2 separate regions of the Homo sapiens genome follow, and region 2 is linked to region 1. The links are chromatin loops, found by intact Hi-C in ENCODE. Cell type or tissue: K562. All regions are shown on one strand. Links, peaks and the distances in the headings refer to the core of each region. The heading gives the core; the rest is flanking DNA.

Region 1 (10,010 bases), core at 2,011-10,010:
TGATCACATAGAGGCTCCTCAATTTGGCACTCAAACACCTCTCCCATGGGTCCAAACAGTCTTTCAGCTTGGGTACAAATGGGGAATTAACCACTCCCTCTGTTGACCTAATCATACTCAACAAATTGTTACTTTTTGCAAACAAAACAAAGTCCCTTTTCATATTACTGAGGCAGATAGAAGGCAGTATAACAAGAAATACAATGGAATTTTTCCTGTTGTCCCGGAAGGGAGCTAAGATCTAAAGCTGACAAGCAAAAACACTAACAGTGTGTGTCCATTAAGATGATTTTCTAAGTAACCAAAATTGCTAGGTATAGGTTTTGTCTTGAGTAAGACCATCTCTGTATCACCTCCCACTTGTTTGTATGGCTATTATCAAAAAGACAAGAGGTAACTGTTGGCAAGAGTGTAGCGAAAAGGGAACACGTACACTGTTGGTGGGAGTGTAAATTAGTACAGTCATTTTGGAAAATAGTATGGAGGTTACTCCAAAATTAAAAATAGAACTATCATACGCTCCAGCAATCCCTCTTCTGTGTATACACCCAAACAAAATGAAATCAATACCTTGGGCTGGGCACAGTGGCTCATGCCTGTAATCCCAGCACTTTGGGAGACTGAGGTGGGCGAATCACCTGAGGTCAGGAGTTAGAGACCAGCCTGGCCAACATGGTGAAACCCCATCTCTACTAAAAATACAAAAATTAGCTGGGTATGGTGGCGGGTGCCTCTAGTCCCAGCTACTGGGGAGGTTGAGGCAGGAGAATCATTGGAACCCGGGAGGCAGAGGTTGCAGTGAGCTGAGACCGCGCCATTGCACTCTAGCCTGGGCAACAAGAGTGAGACTCTGTCTCAAAAAAAAAAAAAAAAAAGAAAAGAAAAAGAAGAAAAGAAAGAAGTCAATACCCTGAAGAGATATCTGCATCCACACGTTCATTGCAGCATTACTCACGATAGCCAAGACGTGGGAATGACCTAAGTGTCTATTGATGGAAGAACGGGTAAAGAAAAATGTGATCTATACATGCGGTGGAGTATTATTCAGCCTTTAAAAAGATGAAAATGCTGCCATTTGCAAGAACACGAATGAACCTGGAGGACATTACACTAAGTAGTATAAGCCAGACACATAAAGAAGCATATTGCATAATCTCACTTATATGTGAAATCCAAAACAGTCAAACATATAGAAGCAGAGTAGTGGTTATCAAGGGTGAGGAGGTGGGGGAAATAGAGAAACATTTAAAAAATGATAGATTACTTAAAAACATTTTTAATTGATTCAGAGGGAATATTTTACTGATTATTAGATTGAAGCTCTGTAGACTTCCCAGCTAATTGTGTAAATCATATTTTTTTTAATGTATTGATACTTAGGTTTTCCCCTGGGGGCAAAAGGAATGCATTCATTTTGAATAGTATATTTTTTAATCTTTTTGCATAAACTAAAGCAATATGTCATTTTAAAAAAGATTTCCATTCTTTTGGCAAGGAGCTTCTCCATGTGTTGGTTTTGTTGAACCTGGATGTAACATCTGGAATTGATGCAGCCACTTTGTGCCATGAGTGAATCTAGCCTGAGGACAATTTCCTAAGGCAGGAAGGGGCCGCCTTTTACATTATCCCTGTTTTAAGAGCTAAAGTAAAAAAGTTCTTTCCCAGACCCCAATTCCTTAGAAAAGTGAAATTCTCATGGTTGGCTTAAGAAAATAAAGATTTCCCCACCAAGAGTCTTGGAATATGGAAGAAGTTGAATATTCAAATGAATAGGGTCTATTAGAATGGTGGAAGTGCACAAATGGCTCTTGGGTGGGCAACAGGATCTGCTCTGTGGCCACATTCTATGTCCAAAGCACCAGCAGCACCAAGGCTGACCACCCACAGGGACTACCAAGAGGCACCTGCCCACCACCAGCACCTAAGTCAATGAAATGAAAAGACTAGGAGAGGTGAGAGAGCTTTGGGAGACTGCCAGGTGTATAAGAGAATCCCTGCCCTCTCATTTCTCTTCGGAACTTTGGCAAGCCACTAAAGCAGCAGAGTGCTTGATGTCATTGGAGCTTGGAGAAGGGGAGACAGGAAGACAAGAAGCTGAGAAAAGGGAACCATTGAGTCAGCCTGTTTTTCTACTGTCTGGCAAAGCAAGTCTTCTGTGGGTCATGTGGACACTGCGGGAGATGACCAGGCTTGCCTGTCTTGACAGTATACTGCCTCCAAAGGACTGGCATGGAGCAAGGGGATCCCAGCAACAAGGGGCTGTGGAATATGCTCCTGTGGTAGCAGCTGAAGATTTGCGGAAGCCGTTGGTTCAGAATCGAGTCTGCCATATTAGTTTGCACTGTATTAGGGAGACTCTGCAGAGAGATTCAGCCACATCCATAGAGTTAACAGAGAGCAGTGGGGAGTAACAGGGCTGGATAGTGCCTGTCGTCTTGCCATGAAAGATAACCATTCCATCCCCAATCCCTTCGTCCCTTTCAGAGCCTGGAAGAGGGAAGGGGAAGTATAGAACAACCAGACTATGCTTTTCTCACCCACTCCAAGCCTCTATAGTCAAAGTTTTCATCTATGTTAGCTGGAAGAGAGAAGAGCTTTGAATCAAACATTGAAATTTATTCAACAAAGAAATAAGACTATTTGAATAACAAAAAGTGACAAAAAGATGTTATGGAATCTGGAAGATGCCTCATGAGAGATGCTACACCACCAGAAAGGGAGAGGCAATATAGTAGAGTGGCAGGTTATTGCGGAAAACTTTTCTTCGTTATACACTAACACATTGAGACTCCATAGTGAACACATTCTACAGAAGGAAGGTGAGGTGTCGCCCAACTCTAAGCTTTGAAAATATTCATGTCCCATTTTTGGCCTAGCCCCAACACAATGATTTTTTTTTTTCTTTGAGATGGAGTCTCACCCAGGCTGGAGTACAATGGCATGATCTCGGCTCCCTGCAACCTCTGCCTCCCGAGTTCAAGTGATTTTTCCTGCCTTAGCCTCCATAGTAACTGGGATTACAGGCACCTGCCACTATGCCCGACTAATTTTTGTATTTTTAGTAGAGCCAGGGTTTCACCATATTGGCCAGGCTGGTCTTGAACTCCTGACCTCAGGTGATCCACCTGCCTCAGCCTCCCAAAATGCAGAGATTACAGGCATGAGCCACCGCACCCGGCCAGCCCCAACACTATTACTGAAGGTAAATAAAAATGGAGTCTTAGGAGTAGAGCTAGAGGAAAAAAAACATTAACAATATCTAGGTACTGCCAATGAACCTTCCTTGGTATCCGTGAGGATTGGTTGCAAGACTCCCGTGTATACCAGAATCTATAGATGCTCAAGTCTCTGATATAAAATGGGGTAGTATTTGCATATAACCTGTGCACATCCTCCTGTATACTTTAAATCATCTCTAGATTACTTATAATACCTAATACAATGTAAACACTATGTAAATAGTTATATTGTTTAGGGAATAATGACAAGAAAAAAATCTGTACATGTTCAGAACAGACATGGTCCTTTTTAAAATATTTTTGATTCACAGTTGGTTGGATCCACAGATGTGAAACCCTATGGATAAGGAAGGCCGACTGTATTCATTTGGAACGTAAATTGGAGTACTTGGAGAAGATATTCAACCTGTGAACTTCAGGCCCCTAGTGGTGGTCAAAGTGATTGCAAAGAGTCCTCAACCCCATCTGTGAGAACTGGGGTGGACAGCAAAGGGATGAGGCAGCAGAGGAAGTTGGAGAGAGCACCAGGATCCACTAAGGACTTCTCCACACAGGGGATAGTGGGAAGCCTTTGCAGCACAGCAAAGACACAAACAGCTTTGTGTTTTGAGAAGATGGTTCTGGCTGCAGTGTGGAAAGTGGATTGGGATTGGGGATGGGAAAAGAGCAGTTAGCAAGCTATTGAAGTAGTTGGACAATGGTGGCTGGGAATAGTTTCTAGCAGTGAAACGGGAGGAAAGTGGAGAAAGTCAGGCTATTTTAAGATATACAAGTGCCAGCTCTTAGAGACCAAATAGATATGGGGATTAAAGGCGATGAAGGAGTTCAAGATAACTTCCCTGGTTTTTAAGCAAATTTTTGAGCAACTGGGTGAATGATGATACCATTTACTAAGACTTGGAATATTGGAGATAGAGCAGGTTTTGAGGACACTAAGTTCAGTTTGGGGATAATATGATTAGTGAGAAGTATCTAGGAGGCCTCTATGAAGAAATGACCAGTAATTAGGCTATTGAATAGATACCAATGTGAGAGGACTTACATGTAAACTTGAAGGACTGGGAAGAGACACACACCCCTAGGGAGAGAGTACACAGTGAGAGGAGCGGAATAGCTAGTTAGATGAAGAAGAGAAAAGAGCAAAGCAATATGACACTGAGAAGATTACTTGGGGGCACCTGAGGTTTGCAGATTAGCTGATATCAAGGGAACAAAGTGATATGCCAAAAACTTTCAAAATTGCATAAGGGTTCTCTTGCTGGAAAATGAAACTATTGACTTTTATTTATAATGTCCAGGTCTTCATTGATGGTTATAACATAAATATATGCCGAATGAGAAAAGTAGATGATGACTTATTATCTACATGACATATGATTATATATGATGACATATGATTACATTATAGCGTCAGTAGAGGAGAAACAAGATGAGTATTTTGCTAATGCTCACTGCATGCACTATGCTTTAAAAGCAAAAGCACAATTGCTTGATCACTTTGACATTGGTATGTGGTGGCCTCACTGTTCTCAGAAATCTTTCTAATCACAGAAGGTACAAGCCCAGCCACTGCTGAGGCCGAATGTGATCTCATGCCAGAGGACCAATATGCAATCTGATTTTGCAACCTCAGGAATAAGGAGTTGGATTTGGGCAAGAATTTGTTGGACTATTTCAGATTTTTAGGGGTTTTTCTCCCCTCCTTCATGAATATTTCAGCCTAATCAAAAAAATCTCAAACCTCACAATATTTTTAAAGCAATAAGTCAAATCAAATAAATGATTTGAATGTTGAAATAATGCAACACACCCCTTCTGGTCAGCACACAGGCAGGGTCTTCTTTACCTGAGGACAGACCTTTTCCTTCCCGCAAACTGTTTCTGTAAGTAATGCTGCCACCTAGCAGTCTCTTGGGGAATCACCACCCTACAAGGTAATAGCTTTCGGTACACACGTTTTAGGTTTGTGGTGGCTTCCCTGCATTTAAGTTGGGTTTAAACAACACTTGAAATATGAATTTAATTACCTTTGAAAAATGTCTTTTCTGCAGGTATAGGTCTTGAAATCATGGTGTGGCAAAAAATAGGCTGTTGAAAGCAGCTCGCTCAAGATGAAAATGATGGCAAAATGCACAGGATTTGCACTGTCCAAACTCATCCAATTGCAGACACTGAATATGTGCAGTTCTTTTTATATAAATTATTCCTCAATAAAGCTGTTTAAAAAATGGTAAAATAAAAAGAAAATGATGAAAAAAAATAAAACACCCCCTGTGTAAAACTTCAGTACATTTGTATGAAATAACAAACCTCTACAAGTAACTTGTGAGGAGAGTAGGTAAAAACAAAGTGTGGATGATCAGCGTCAAAGAAGAACAGCTCTTTAACCAGAGAACTCTGGAGTCATAATCTCAAAGTATCACCTATGTGCCTACTGGAAACCTAAATGCTGTGACATTTTAATTCACAGCAGGAGCTTCACTTGCAAACTAAGCAAAGTTACTTTTTCATGTACTTCACGTTTTTGTGTTTTCACAAAGGTTAAAAAGAAACAGCTAACAGTTATTGAAGTGTTTGCTATTTGCCCAACACTGAGTAAAACACTTTCCAAGCACTGTTATGTAACCTACACAATCCCCTGAGATGATGTTACTGATACTGGTGGCCTGGGGAAGTTAACAAGGCAAATAAGTGTTGGAGTCGGGATACAAACCGAGCCAGTCTGATTTCAGAGCCTGAGCTCTCACCTCCAAGGTTATAATACTTTTCTATTGTGCTGAAAGTTATGTGGGAGCAAACAGATGTCAGATGTTCAGCAGGTTAAAACATGTGTTAACAGGATACAGTAAGTTTCTGTTTTCTAGTTGAGTGGCATGAAAGAAAATGTTCTCAATTGTATCACAGTGACATTTGTCCTATCTCTTACTACAAACTACTTTATTTAATCACTGTGAAACTCTACCGTTAACTCTCTGTTTAATACCTGTTGACTACCTAGATTGTCAGATACTTTGTCCAATTATGCCATCTCACTGTTTTAGTGACATTTCACTTTTTGATATCTTGAGAGAGAGTTTCCTTCTTGTCACTGCTCTGCATTTAGATGTCAGTGAGTACTGACATCTACAGTGGATGTGTCCTGTCCACTTTTACTAAAATAAGGTATCTATGCATCATTTTCTGAGGAAATGTCTTGTCCAAACATATCTCTGAAGATAATTTGAATGTGCATAATATCTTTATCCAGAAATAGCATGCCACAGCAAACTATGCAGCTTATGTTAGACCAGGCCCATGCATTCAAACCACCTGAGAATCTCGTTGAATGCAGGACCTGAGATTCTACATTTTAAACTAGCTCTCGGGTGAAGTTAATGATGCCAGTCCTTGGATCACAATTTAAGTACCAAGGTTCTAAATTACCCAGTTATGCTTGGGTCTGGAAAGAAAATCTGATTCGATTCCAAAGTGAAGCAAAAAAAAAACTTCCCTATAATTTTCTCATTTTATGTATCTGATGATAAAAATCAGGTTTGATATAAACCAAGTTATGTATTTTTATGTTTCTAAACAAGGGTATCTATAAAATCTATTTTAAAAATAAATTGTTTCCATTTGAGTTTTAAATCTATTTGTTTAAATATTTTTTCTTCTTGTCATCAGAGTTTTTGAAATTTATACCTCTACCATAAGATATCATGTAGTGTTGGACTTGAAACTTCTAGAATCATCTGGCTATCAGAGAGCTGCCCAACCTCCAGCCCCATCTTAGGGCAGACATGAATAAGGCTTCTTTGGTCTAAATAAGCTAAATCCAGAGCTCTGGGCATTAAAGAAACTGAAGTCAGATTTTAGAATTGTTCTGCAATTAGTTCCTTGACCTGGTGGTCCTATTTTTAATAGCAGCCAATTTAGGAGTTTCCTAGGTTTATTCAGAGCTCTCTTTCAGGTAACTTTGTCCCTATACTCTTCCCGTTCTTGTCAGTATCACTCATTTTTTTGCTCTCACAAGAAAATATATAGTACTTAGAGGTAAATGTAAAACTTCTATACTTGGGTCTCAAGATCATATCACAAAAGAGTGAAATGAATTAGACACTGTAAGAAATTGACCATTCAAAAACAGGAATGTTATTGCCTACCAACTCAATATAAGTGACTAGAATAATGTTATTCAGTCTAGGAATCTATTAATAGAAGAATAGTGCTAGGACAAAGGAGGTAATGGGCTTCCTCTAGCTTGTACTGGCAAAGCCATAATTGAGGTAATACAATGTTCAGATGTATGCATTTAAGTGTATGCGTGTCTGTGGCTGTGAGTCAGAGAGTGTGATGGAGAGGCAAAAGGGAAGGTAGTTATAATTTATGAGGAACAATGGAAAAGATCAACAGGTTTCAAAAAGGTAAACCAAGATGGTGAGAGAGTTTCAAACTGTTATCAATTCAAAGAAATAGGAGTATTTACTTTTGAAGTGGGTTTTGGAGTGGAAGTTAGTAAGATCTTTTATGGATGGATGGACAGATGGATGGATGGGGGTGGTGGATGGATTGAAGAGTTAAATCCCTAAACACCTCACTTTGAGAAATGTAGAAGCAATGGAGCAGTTTTTTCCCAAACAGATTAGATAGTCAGACAGACAGGCAGGCTATTTATTGAATACATTCTACATGCCAGTATTTGGCCGAACCCTCTACATATACCAGGTGCTTTCTTCTCCAAACAACCCTTTGGAATTCCTATTATCCTCATGTGGAAAGTGGTAAATATGAGGCATAGAGAAATTAAGTGACCTGTCCAAAGTCATTGCCAGGCTGAGCTCAGACTTTGTGCTGTTAACCTCTAGTTTATAACCCTGAGTGACACTCAAAGGTGGCCTACTCAACTCTCTCTTAAAGAAATAACTTGCTGGCCAGCGGCAAGGAGTGCAGTTAGCTGACAGCCTCTACTGATAACCTCCTCGGGCTCTGCTTCAGCTTTCAACCAGAGACCATGTTGTTTCTGAGGAGGCCCAGCTAAGGACCGAGCACGGTTGGGGTAGAAGAGTCTGAACATTTCTGCCCACCATGGGCCCCTCTAATAAACAGTCTTTCCTCTGGAGCTCCCCACTGAGCTGTTGTAGACTTCACCAGATCAGCATTGCAATCTGAGGCTCCCCCTGCCCAATTCAGCCTCCTTCCTCCTTCTGTCTATCGCAGGAGTTGTTCTGAATAACCTTCTTTTACTCCAATGTCCATCTCAGCATCTGCTTTGCAGAGGACACAACTGGCACACCCTGCCTTCATATATTTGGATTGCCATCATATAGAAGACTGTTTAGAATTGTTTTGTGTTGTGATAAGGGGTTGAATTAGGACAAAATTCAACCCCTTATCACAACACAAGCATAAACAAACTGCTAGGGAAGCAGCTTTCACATATACATAAGGAAGAACATCGTAACAACTAGAAGTGCCAAACAATAGAATAACCTGCCTCAAGATCAATGAGTGCCCTGTCACTGCGTTCAGGCTGACTGGAGAACTGCTTTTGTGTGAAGGTTGTGTGGCATTACCACTCCTCCACTTCTACCCCCATGAATACTGAGGCACCTGGGATGCTAAACATCCACAATGCTAATTGATTAGCAAAAACCAAATTGTTTAGGAAATCGCGCCAGGAAGCCCAAACCTCTGATTTCTTAGCAGATCAGTGGGTCTGGTTTGATACATCATCCTTGTCCACTTCCAGGGCAGTTTAGTGGTACTCTAGGCCAGACTAGCCAGTCTACATACTTTTTTTTTAATCAAAGAGCTTCTAGAAAATGGGATAAGCTGTGGGCTGATTGTCCCCATGGACTAGTTGGTGGGATCAAAACCTAACTTCACATATGTTTATGTCAGACTGTAATATGGGGTTCACCCTCTAATGCAGTTCTAATGACTCCCTCCCCTGCCACATGGTTCTCAAGCTCATGGACTTGCACACGACAGCCAGAGAGATTCTCTTCCTCAAGGCTGTTGTCTCCCTCCCTTCATGCAGACACAGGCACACAAAGCAGGGGACTCCTACTGCCCCCTTCTAAGAATTCCATGATGGTCAGATTATATAAGTAATCATATATTTCAGATAGCAAAATAAGAGATGGAAAAGACTGGTAGGAAAATCAATAGCATAATCAGCGTTAGGATCTGTATATAAAGAGACATTCATTTGCTGTGCAAATATTTACTGAGCACCTACCAAAGGCCGGAATCCCTTCCACATGCTAGGGACGTGATGCGCTCGACGGAGTCCCCAATGTCATGGAGTATATATCTAATGCCACTGAGAAACCTGGCTCACCCTGCACTGAGAGAAGCACTCAAAACCACCATCACCAATAGCGCTACTAAAGACAGTGCTTTGGAGCTTCCAAGCTGATAGATTATCCTTTCTCCCCACCCTCAGATTTCTCCAGTGTCTCTGGCACTTATAGTCCATGTTTGCAAGAAATATTTTATTATAGTGCTCTGAAACAAATTTATAAAGTTTGCAAGAGAAGTTTTAAAAAAGCAAGCTCAGCAATATTTGGGGGCTTTTAAAGCTGATGATGCAGCTGACCTACTGGAGACAAAGGCAGTGGGAGGGCCCTTACTGGTATAAATAAATAGGAGTCTCTGGTACTGCAAACCCACAGCCTGGACTCAGAGCTCAAGTCTGAACTCTACCTCCAGACAGAATGAAGTTCATCTCGACATCTCTGCTTCTCATGCTGCTGGTCAGCAGCCTCTCTCCAGTCCAAGGTGAGAAAT
Region 2 (10,159 bases), core at 1,171-9,170, 360 kb before region 1:
AGACAACTTTCAAAATGGTCTCATGGGAATGTCTGCTTTTCCACGGCTCACCTGGCATCTTGGAAGATAGTGATATGGGAATTCCCAAGAGTTAGAATCTTTGCAAATAGCCTATTCCTGGTTTTCTTCAAGTAATAAAATCCTTAGCATCAGTAATGCAATGATTGGCAACCTTTGGCTACCTGGCCTATCTGTGCAGGGGTCCTGTGCTGCATTCTTAGTCACTTTAACTCCTAGGCATGATTTCAGGACTGTTTTTTGGGGGAACAGTCGGTGAATCTTCTGTAGAAATTGAAGTTCTGGAGGTACAGTTCCTACTGAAGACACTCCTGTGCTTGGCCCCCATTTCATGTTAGAACAGCAGCTTGACTAGCATGTTCACTGAACAAGTGAATCACATGTTTCTAACTGTCAGAGGATGGATGGGATTTCCAGGAAGCAGATCATCAGATGGAGGTGAGCCTCAGGAAGCTCACCAGGGAGTGGTCTTGGGCTCCACACCTGTGAAAGCGAAGGAAAGGAAGAAGTGGAGCTGTGATGCCTTCTTCAAAGAAGCTTCAAGCCAACCCTGTCAGGGGGTTTTGAAGCCAAGGTCCTTTTAGAGCTATCCTGCCTGCATTGGGATGAGGGGTCTGGAGTTTTAATCTCAGGTGGAACATTGGATGCCAGCCACCCAGGAAGAGGTGTGACTTCTGGTGAGCCAAGCCCAAGAGGGGCGGACTGCTGACATCTGCCTGCCTGCCTGTGGGCATCCAGTAGCTGGGAGAACAAACCTTTCATTCCTGAAAGGTTTATGTAAAAGCACATGGCAGAAAACACACTGAACATCTAGACCTAATATGAACCTCAAAAGCAGTAATAAGGTTTATTTTCATGCCTTATGTGGTGAGTAGGAAGTCACAGGCTGTCCTAATCAGATAAATGATTTGGTTGAAGTCGAGTCAACCTCATCTTTGTCCTGGAATTCTTGTACCTTTTGGGGCAACAGGGCTTCAATGTTTTGACTCAGAGCAGAACGAGAATTGTCAGGAGGAAACCCCATGGCTGGATTCACCACTGTCCAAGGGAAGTGGCCTGAGGGCTCAGCTGGGTGGTCATGAAGGCAAGGGTGATGGATTGGTATAGGCACTCCTTCCTGTTGCTGAACACTGCTCTCCTTGCACTACCTCCTGGTAGGAACACCTGTCTCGATCGTTATCTTGGCAGCCACCTCATAAGCATATATGCTACATCTATAAAGACAAAGTACTGCTCTCAAATATGTCCTGGAGAATACAAATTCAGAAGCTTATCACCACCTGTGTGACTTCCATAGCAATGACTAGTGTTAAAGCAAAGAACTAAGTCTTTTGAATATAAACACAAACCAAACTGGGGATTAACTGAGTGGTGTCGTGATTAGTAACAGCAGCCCTCATGTTGGCATCACCAGTTGGAATTACCTGATTCCAGGGAACCCTGGTTCCCGTGGGCTTCCAAACCAAAGGGACAGATCGGAGTTCTAACCTCATTGCTCAGTCTGGGTTCCTCCAGCCGCTCAAATTTTGGATGCTTTCAGAGCCACCTCTTAAGGATGACTTTGGGGGCCATGAACAGACAACTAACTATGCCCAGGAAAATCATGAGTTCGTCTGGGTCAATAGAATAAATGGCACACAGAATGTGAGAAGACTAGAACAGAACAAGGTAACTGCATCTGAGCAATTGTGAGATAACTTGGTACATAGTAAAACAATTGGGAAGGGTGGGGGGTAACTTCTGGAAGGGAGGATCCATATGCCTCAGATAACACGTCAGCATGGAATTTATAAAGCAAACGGCCAAAAGCCACATTGTGGCAATTCAGGATTGGTGTAGACTCCTGGCATGGGTGGTCATCTCTATTCTGAATGGAGTAGCCTTGGGTGTGTCCATAGGGATCTACAAGCTGACTTCCACATCTGAACTTACTCCAGTACTTAAGTTGTAGTTTTAACCCAAAACTTCTATACTGCTGGCTTGTGTTGTGATGCAGATGCCAAGGTGTGGGGTTAGATGCTCAAGAACTTTGGGGTGGGGAAAGTTCTGTGAGGGAAACTGAGGGAGCTGGAAGAGTCTGGGAAGAGGACTATGATGCAGGCCTGACTCTGAAGGAAAGATGTTAGGTAGGAAGTGGGCTGAGACTGAGGTGTGTGACATTGTTTTGGCAAGGATAAATACCAGAGCCCAAATTGCCCATCAGAAGTCCCAAGTGCCCTAAACAGGGCTGCTTGAGCATCCTAGCTGCACTCAAGTATCGGATGAAGCAGCACATGGGAAGAATGACATTCTAATAAGCATAGTTGGCTCCCGTGCTATACAGCTCTACTTCTCTACACAGGTCCACAGAAGAGTGACTTTGTGTCCCTTAGGACTCTTCAGGGGAACTCAAGGATGCATGGGATGAAATGCAGCTCCTGTGTCTAGATTGATCCCAGGTTGCAATGAACACTAATCTGCCACAACAACTATCCACTCTGAATTTTCTTAGCCCTCAGCTATAACCTTGGCTGAGGGCTAGTTCTTAGCTGGTAGGATAAAAATCTTCATACTAAGGGGCCTGAACCACTAGTAAGCTCTAGCTTTTCAAGGTAGGTTGTTGAATTAGTTACAGTGGGTCAAGGGAGTACCAGGAGATGCCCAAGTAGATGACCCAGGTTTCATTCATACATGTTAATGTACAAACCACCTCCTGTTACCCCACAAGGATAACTCAGTGAACCCAGTGGCTCACAGGGAATGATGGAAAGTATGACTAACCTTCTTAGTTTCTGCATCCATGTAGTCTTCCTATAGGGGATACAGTATTACACAGATGCCTCTAACACACTGCCTCATAAAGGATGGTGTCCCAAAATGTCAGCATGTTTACTTGGAGTCCATGCTTCTGTTTCCTGAAGGCTGTGTCACCATTCTGAGACTCCCTGCCTCTAAATGGTTTTGTGATATGGCCGGTAGACCTTGTGATCTGGGGCCTGTCTATCTTTTGTGACCTCAATCCAGTGGTAACACACTTTGCTGTATGGGGCTCCATACCTGTGGATGAAGCACAGGAGTCCCCGGAGTGGGAGGTAGCTGAGACTTCATAAGCAGGAGAGACAAACCCATATCAACATGAGATATCTATTCCTGTGAACATGAACTTCTGGCTTTCCCAGAACGGGAAGGGGCTTAATGTAGTCAACTTGCTACCATGTAGTGAGTTGGTCTCCTTATACTGATACATTGAGATTCAATGTCTGACAAGTGGGTCTTTCAGAAGAAATGGTAACCAGAATTTCTCTAGGAAATGGCAGTCCATGTTGGGCACACATGTTATCTTCCATGTCTGCTACCGTGGCTACAATATGCATTTACCCATTAGCTGCTGAAAAAGCCTGGCCGATACCCAGTGGCAGAGCTATTTTGCCTGTTCACCAAACAGACAAAACGTCTGGCTTGTAGTGTGTCTTAACAGGTGATGTAAAAATCTACAAGTCTTAAGCATCCATACATCCCATCTTGGACTTCTAATTTTTCCAGTCTTTTTATCCAGGCCTCTGACCAGGTAGCTTAAGCACTGGTCACTGCCCAGGCATCAATACATATTCTAATCTTGAGCTGCTGCTTTTGCCACCAAATTTAATTCTTGGTGGAACACTTGGATTTGTTACTTTCCTGTATATGGCCTGAGGCATATCTTCATGGCTGCCACAGCCACAGAGTACAGCCAAGATGCTTTAAACATGGTCTTCATCTAGCATTTGGGAAATAATGGGATCTCTTTCCTGATACCAACACAGTTTCAGTGATGCCACAGGCTTGTAAATGCCTACAGAGCCCAGGTTTGTGGCTCAGGAAGATACCTGCTGTTGGTGTCTGAGCCCTTTGAATAAATATTGTGAGATTACTTGATAATGAAGAAATTCTTGAAGTAAAACTGAGTCTTAGCAGCAAAGTTAAAGGAAATAAGCTGCCCCTTGGGTATTGCGGGATGTGATTGGTAATGCCAAGGCCTGTTGGCAGACCTCATGCTGAGGATCAGGTAATGAGACTGAGTGACAGCTGTCATTTTTCAGTGGAGGGGTGATGGCAGAAAATCTGAAGTGGCAAACCCTTAACTGAAGTCCTGTTGGATAAAGTGTGGTGACAGGATGGGATAGAAATCTATAGCAACAAGTTACATCAAAGGTCTGATATCCTTTCAGGACTCTGTATCGAGTTTAGCATGAAGGCTGATCTCGTTAAGTTCCTAATAGGTTAGCATTCCAAGGTTAAGTGCTCACAAGAGGTGTGCACTTGGAGGACATAGTATGCCTGCCTCCCTAGCCCCTCGGTCAATTGCTGATCTGTGTCCAGAGTGGGGAACTGCTGTGTCATTGGAGGAAAGAAATCTAAGTCATAGGCAGATAGCATCAGACAACCTCCGTCATTCAGAATCACATCAGCTACAGTGGGCTGTAGGGTGTCCACAGGAAAGCATCCAGTGAGCCGCCTCAGGTATTAGGTTCAAGAACGGTGCATTCTGTGACCTATATTTTATGTCTACATTTCAAACGAACCAACTCTTGGACAGTGAGAAAGTAGACTGTGACACTTGAGCTTCCTCTGAGGGAATGTAGTATGAGGTCTGAGTCCATAGGACATCGCTGTTAACTGATTCTCCAGTTTCCCTTGCCTTAGATGTGAGAGGTCCTGTACTTCCCTCGTGTCAGGCAGTACAGGTGGGCCGTGGTGTGGGTTGGGGGAGAATCAGACAAGTCTCACAGGTGAACTGGAGGGGCAGACCCGCTGGGACTGAGTTCAGGGCTTTGGCCAGGAGAGGGCAGTACTCGATCACAGAACTGTGTTCCCTGAGCAACCTCCTTCAGATGGAGCCTGGGCTGGGCAACTTAAGGGGCTTTTAGAGAGCAAGAACCAACAGTGACTGACTATAATGGTCTTATGAGGGACACTTGGGGTGTACAGTTCGGGATAACTGGGAGCTTTGAAGAATGGGTTAATGTAAATGGAAAATGGGTCTCCAAGCAGATGACACAAAGCAGAATGAGCAGACGTCCATGGCAAACAGAAAAAGGGGTAAAGCAGGACAAAGTGCTAGAGAAAAGCCAGTGAATTCCTCGATATGCGAATGGTGTACACCTTAGAGTGGATTGCCACAGTAGTGGAGGACGGCATGTCTTTCAAGGTACCTCTTCCAGAACCAAGATAACGCTGTTTCTCATGCATAAATTCAAGTGAAGGAATGAATATAAGGCTTTAGTGTCCATGCTTTCACCATCAGTATGGTTTACAGCATAGTTTTCCTTGTAACATAGTTTTCTTGGGTCTGTTAAGCATCATGCTAACCTCTTAACGTGAGGATAAGTGACAAGGCACGGCAAATTAGTGAACATGAGATGTGTGCCTGGTTGAACTGATGCATGCAGCTCATCTGTATCTCAGCTGTCCCTCATGCAGCTGAACTTGCTGGCGTGCACCCACAGGGTCCTCTAAGTGCATTTTCAATTTCCATAGTGACTCTTGGATAGAAAAGTTTAGCCAACTGTTAGATGTGCAGGTGGTGACTTTAGATAGGTAGGATTATCACCATGGAAGCTTCTGGTTCATGATAATGAGAGGGACTTCAGGAGATGTTTGGTAGAACATAGACAGCCACTGGAAGGTGCCAGGAGCCTGAAGGAAAAAATCCTCAGTCTGTTTCTTCCAAACACTGAAATCAAGGCGACTTTCAACCCTGGAAGTGTCATTAGTTGTCAAGAATTATGAAGCCAACTATATGGTAACTGTAACGAACTCCTCAGGACCAGAGATCTTAGAAATACCAACGTATTTCTAAGAAATCAGTGAAGGAGTTGGGGAGGCAGGATGAGTAAGAAGGGGATAGGTAAGTCAAGCAAGGCTGTGATCACAGACAAAATCCCCTTGCCTCTCACAGAGGAGCGCTGGAGGTTACACCATTGCTTGAGCTGGGCTTTCATATGTGAGAATATGACAGCATTTATTACTGGTGGTCCTGGTCTAGTGGGGGGTAAGAGGTGGTAATCTTGGGCACTTCTGGCTGTTGGTGTGCATGTAAAATAGGTCCAGTAACTCAAGGGAGGTGCTCGAACAACTGCAGATGCTGCCTCTTAAAGACACAGGTATCCAACGTTGAGGATTACAGAGAAATGGCAAAAGGAATTTGAGGAGATATGGACATGGCCCCAAGATAGGGTTCATTATCTTTGTTACAGGAAGAAAAGAATAGGTGAATAGGCAACAGGGCTCTCCTTGTCTCCAAGTAATACCTTTGCTACTTCTGTATCTTCTGAATGTGACGGCTTAAGGTTTGCAGGCTCGCCTTTGGGCTTTATCCCAAAACCAAAATTCTTTCAAGATAGCCTTGTGGTGTTGCCTGTTTGCTTCTTCCCAGGCCCAGCAGGGAAGACAGTGATGTGGAAATTCCTAGGAGTTAAATCTTCAGAAATACCCTGAATTTTTAGTGTGTCTTGGTTGATTGAACCACCTCTCTCTCCCCCTGAGAGGTTGCCTGGAGCATTCGGTGTGTGACTCCACATGCGTGCAGAGTGCTTGTCCATGAAGGTAGATAGACCAGTTAATTCTCTCCTGTAAGCATCTCTAAGCTTTCTCTGGTATCCTACCAGGTATTGGTTTGCATTTCTGGTAATTCCTCATAGTAGAATTTGGCAGCGTGGTAGAATATGGCAGACACAAGGTATAACAAAAGGAGTCTCCGTGATCTTGAATGCATCTGGGTGATGTGTGGCTTTGGCATAAGGAAACCATTTGGGTCCAGTTGCTTCAAGTGACTTCCAAGCATTCCAAAATCAGTTTGGTCAATTACCCCTGGAAATAAGAATCAGGGCAGACTCAAAATACTTCAAGTTACTAGCTGTTACAAGTATATCTGCAACTCTTTTGCTATATATGCTCTCTTGAACCATCAGTGGCTGTCCAGGCCATCAACTTAAGCTGTAAAGGATATCAACAAGGGCATTGTGGCACCAACTATAGCCAGCTATCTTTGACACATAGCCTGAACATGAAGTTGCAGGTAATTTGCATGGATCTCTAATCCCAGCAGCAGCTTTAAAGGCACCAAACCTATCCTCTGCTTACTCTTACATAGCCCCGTGAATCCCAATGCAATGTTATCAGGATGTGAAAAACAGCATGGTAAACCCATGCATGTATGCAGTGTCATCAGGTAGAACAGCAATGCAGCACTTGTCCGTTCCAATAGCCAGTGTGTAGCCAGCTAAGTGGTGTCCTGTCTGGCTTATTGAGGTGATCTGGTACAGGGAAATGCTTCCAGAGCGATGGTACAATGCTACATGCTATTATGCATGGTCAATGTCAAATGCAGCTGACACACAAAGTCACTGTACAGGATGAGAAGTGCCCTTGAATTACCCTTGGCCGTCAGTGTCTAATGGCTCAGTACGACTTGATGCTTTGCCCTTAGAGGGTATGATGGTTTTTCCTTGGAAAGAGTCTAGATAGAAGAATGAAGGAAAAGACACAGCCAAAGACTTTCTGTGGTTTCCTTTACTTCTGCCTGAGCTATTGCTGCTGTCAGCCCTTGTGGATAGTTCTGTCCCATATTTTAGTATCAGGGACCCTTTGGTGTAGACATGGAACTACAGATGTTGGCAAAGTATAAGATGGAACTGTTGGTGCCTTTACCACTTTGATCATCTGTCTCCTGTCTTTGGCCTTACTGTCATAATCTGGATATTTCTTCCAGATAAAGTATGGGCTCCTGGGCCTATGTCAGCTTTGATTTGTGATTTGGTGTAAAGCAGAGATAGGTTTACTAGTCCGTTTTCACACTGCCAATGGTCATACCCGAGACTGGGTAATTTATAAAGGAAAGAGGTTTAATTGACTCACGGTTCCCCATGGCTTGGGGAGGCCTTCCAACAATCATGGTGGAAGACTAAAGGAAGAGCAACGGGATGTCTCACATGGTGGCTGGCAAAGAAAACGAGAACCAAGCGAAAGGGGTTTCCCCTGATCAAACCATCAGAACCATCAGTTCTCATGAGACTTATTCACTACCATGAAACCAGTATGGGGGAAATCATCCCCATGATTTTATTATCTTCCACCAGGTCCTCCCACAACATGTGAGAATTATGGGAGCTACAATTCAAGATGAGATTTGGGTGGGGAAATATCTAACCATGAAGGTTGAGGGGTGGTATAAGGGCCTTGCTGGGTTCTAGGTCTTTGAGCCCAGGGTTACAGGGAATACTAATGAATTCTTGGGTTGAGCTGGGTCCTAGGAGAAGCAAATGCCTACACAGGGTTGGGCATTGAGGAATTGATCAGAAATGACACCTTAGACAAGCTGCAGGAGAGCATTTAATCTCACAAAGTACAGAATGAAGAATGAAGTAAGGTAGCTAGGTAGCCTCAGATTGTGGTAAAGTGAAACAAGAGCTTTGGGTTGGCCAATGGTAAGTCTTAGACTCATCATTGCTTTTATTAGGGTTGTCTAGAGGAACAGAACTAATATGTTTATATGAAAGGGAACTTATTAAGGAGAATTGACTCATACGATTACAAGGTAAAGTCCCACAATAGGCCATCTGCAAGTTGAGGAACAAGGAAGCCAGTGGTGGATCAGTCTGTGTCCCAAAACCTGAAGTAGGGAAGCAGACAGTGCAGCCTTCAGTCTGTGGCCAAAGGCCTGAGTGCCTCTGGCAAACCACTCTTGTAAATCCAAGAGTACAAAAGCTAAAGAACTTTGAGTCTGATATTTGAGGGCAGGAAGTATCCAGCACAGGAGAAAGATGGCCAGAGCAGACTCAGTGAGTCCATTCTTCCATCTTCTCCTGCCTGCTTTCTTCTAGCCATGCTGGCAGCTGATTAGATGGTACCTACCCAGATTGAGGGTGGGTCTGCCACCCCCAGTCCACTGACTCAAATGTTAATCTCCTTTGTCAACACACTCAGACACATCCAGGAATAATACTTTTCATCCTTCAATCAAGTTGACACTCAGTATTAACCATCACGTTGTTCACGAGTGGAGTCCCCTGTTTTGCAGCAATGAGCTTGCCTTAGGCTCGGCTGCTGTGCCATGACAGGGATGCTGCTGGTCAATTACTCTTCACTGCAGGCATCTGAGTGGAGTTTGGGTCCTATGGCCACCAGACCTCTACCTAAGAAGCCTAGGATGTGGTTGTAAATCCCAGGGCACTCAAGAGGGTTTAGAACCCACTTAAGTCTGAAGCAGAGAATGGATCCTCATGTTGCTAGTCTGGATCCCATGGGGTTGAAGGAAATTGGCTCCTGAAATTACTCCTGATCCCAGTTGCACCGAGCACTGGGAAACTTGGACTACTTAAATGCCTGAATTGCGTGAGTTGTAGGTTTCAACTCAGCAAGTCTTTGGTAAGGCTGGTCAAGTGGTCTTCTGTCTGGCTAAAAAACTTGTTGGAAATTCAGTGGAGTCACTTATTCCTGGACATATTGTAGGATAAGTTAATAGGGTTGCTTCTTTGGTATGAGTGTCGAAAAAGATAATCTCAGGTACTTGAGGATACCTGTTTCCTTAGCTGCCTGAGAGGCTGTTGCTTATGTGATATACCCCTTTCATGAGTTGCTCAGATCAGAAAGTGGATCTTTGTTTTTTGACTAGGCATCCCAAGGCTGTGTAGCTAGATACATTTTGTAGTCCCCCAAATTTTTCTTATCAGGGAGTCCACGTTGTGAGGTCTCAAGGGACAATAACAAGCCAAAGCAGGACCTGAATGTTAAGAGGGAACTCCTTAGCGAGTAGGTTGACCAAAACTCAGATAGCCTAGTTGATCGTACACTGTCAGCACCTTACCTAGGACACTTGTCAGGTACTTCAATATTGATGCCCACGTTGGCAGCTACACACACTCTGACATCCTTAGGGAGAAATCGACCATTCCCCATAGATCTGACTCCAGCTTAAGGTATGCCATGTCCCGACCCTTCTCTCCTGACTACAGTGACTAGTTCAGGGATGGGCATGCCGCTGAAACCCTAGAAGATATTGCTAGAACTGATGTTTCCAGAAGAGCATTTGGAAGGGAAAAAAACTTGAATGATTAGTGCAAAGCATTTGTCATGAAGGGAGTGCCTAGAACTTCCCATCCAGAGGGTGGTGGGGTTGAGAGTT

What was found. A loop is a pair of places that touch in the nucleus more often than their neighbours do. Peaks named below come from ENCODE experiments on the same cell type or tissue, not always from the same donor. Only the 100,000 strongest peaks of a DNase experiment are listed, where the experiment ranks them.
Region 2: it touches region 1 in a loop (3-fold over the local background); 24 of 110 quality-filtered maps call a loop at or near these places.

Annotation. Positions count from the first base shown.
Region 1 is chr4:77,595,929-77,605,938 of GRCh38, forward strand. CXCL13 (C-X-C motif chemokine ligand 13) reads left to right here and starts at 9,892. Exons shown (of 4, transcript NM_001371558.1): 1 at 9,892-10,001. The coding sequence starts at 9,938. In K562, for the core only: CTCF peaks have their summits at 3,673 and 5,146; DNase peaks (open chromatin) are centred at 3,703 and 5,153; H3K27me3 peaks cover 487 bases.
Region 2 is chr4:77,235,864-77,246,022 of GRCh38, forward strand. No RefSeq gene overlaps it. Among named protein-coding and RNA genes, the nearest start is that of CCNG2, 84 kb to the left of the region's middle. In K562, for the core only: a CTCF peak has its summit at 4,820 (motif pointing right); a DNase peak (open chromatin) is centred at 4,798.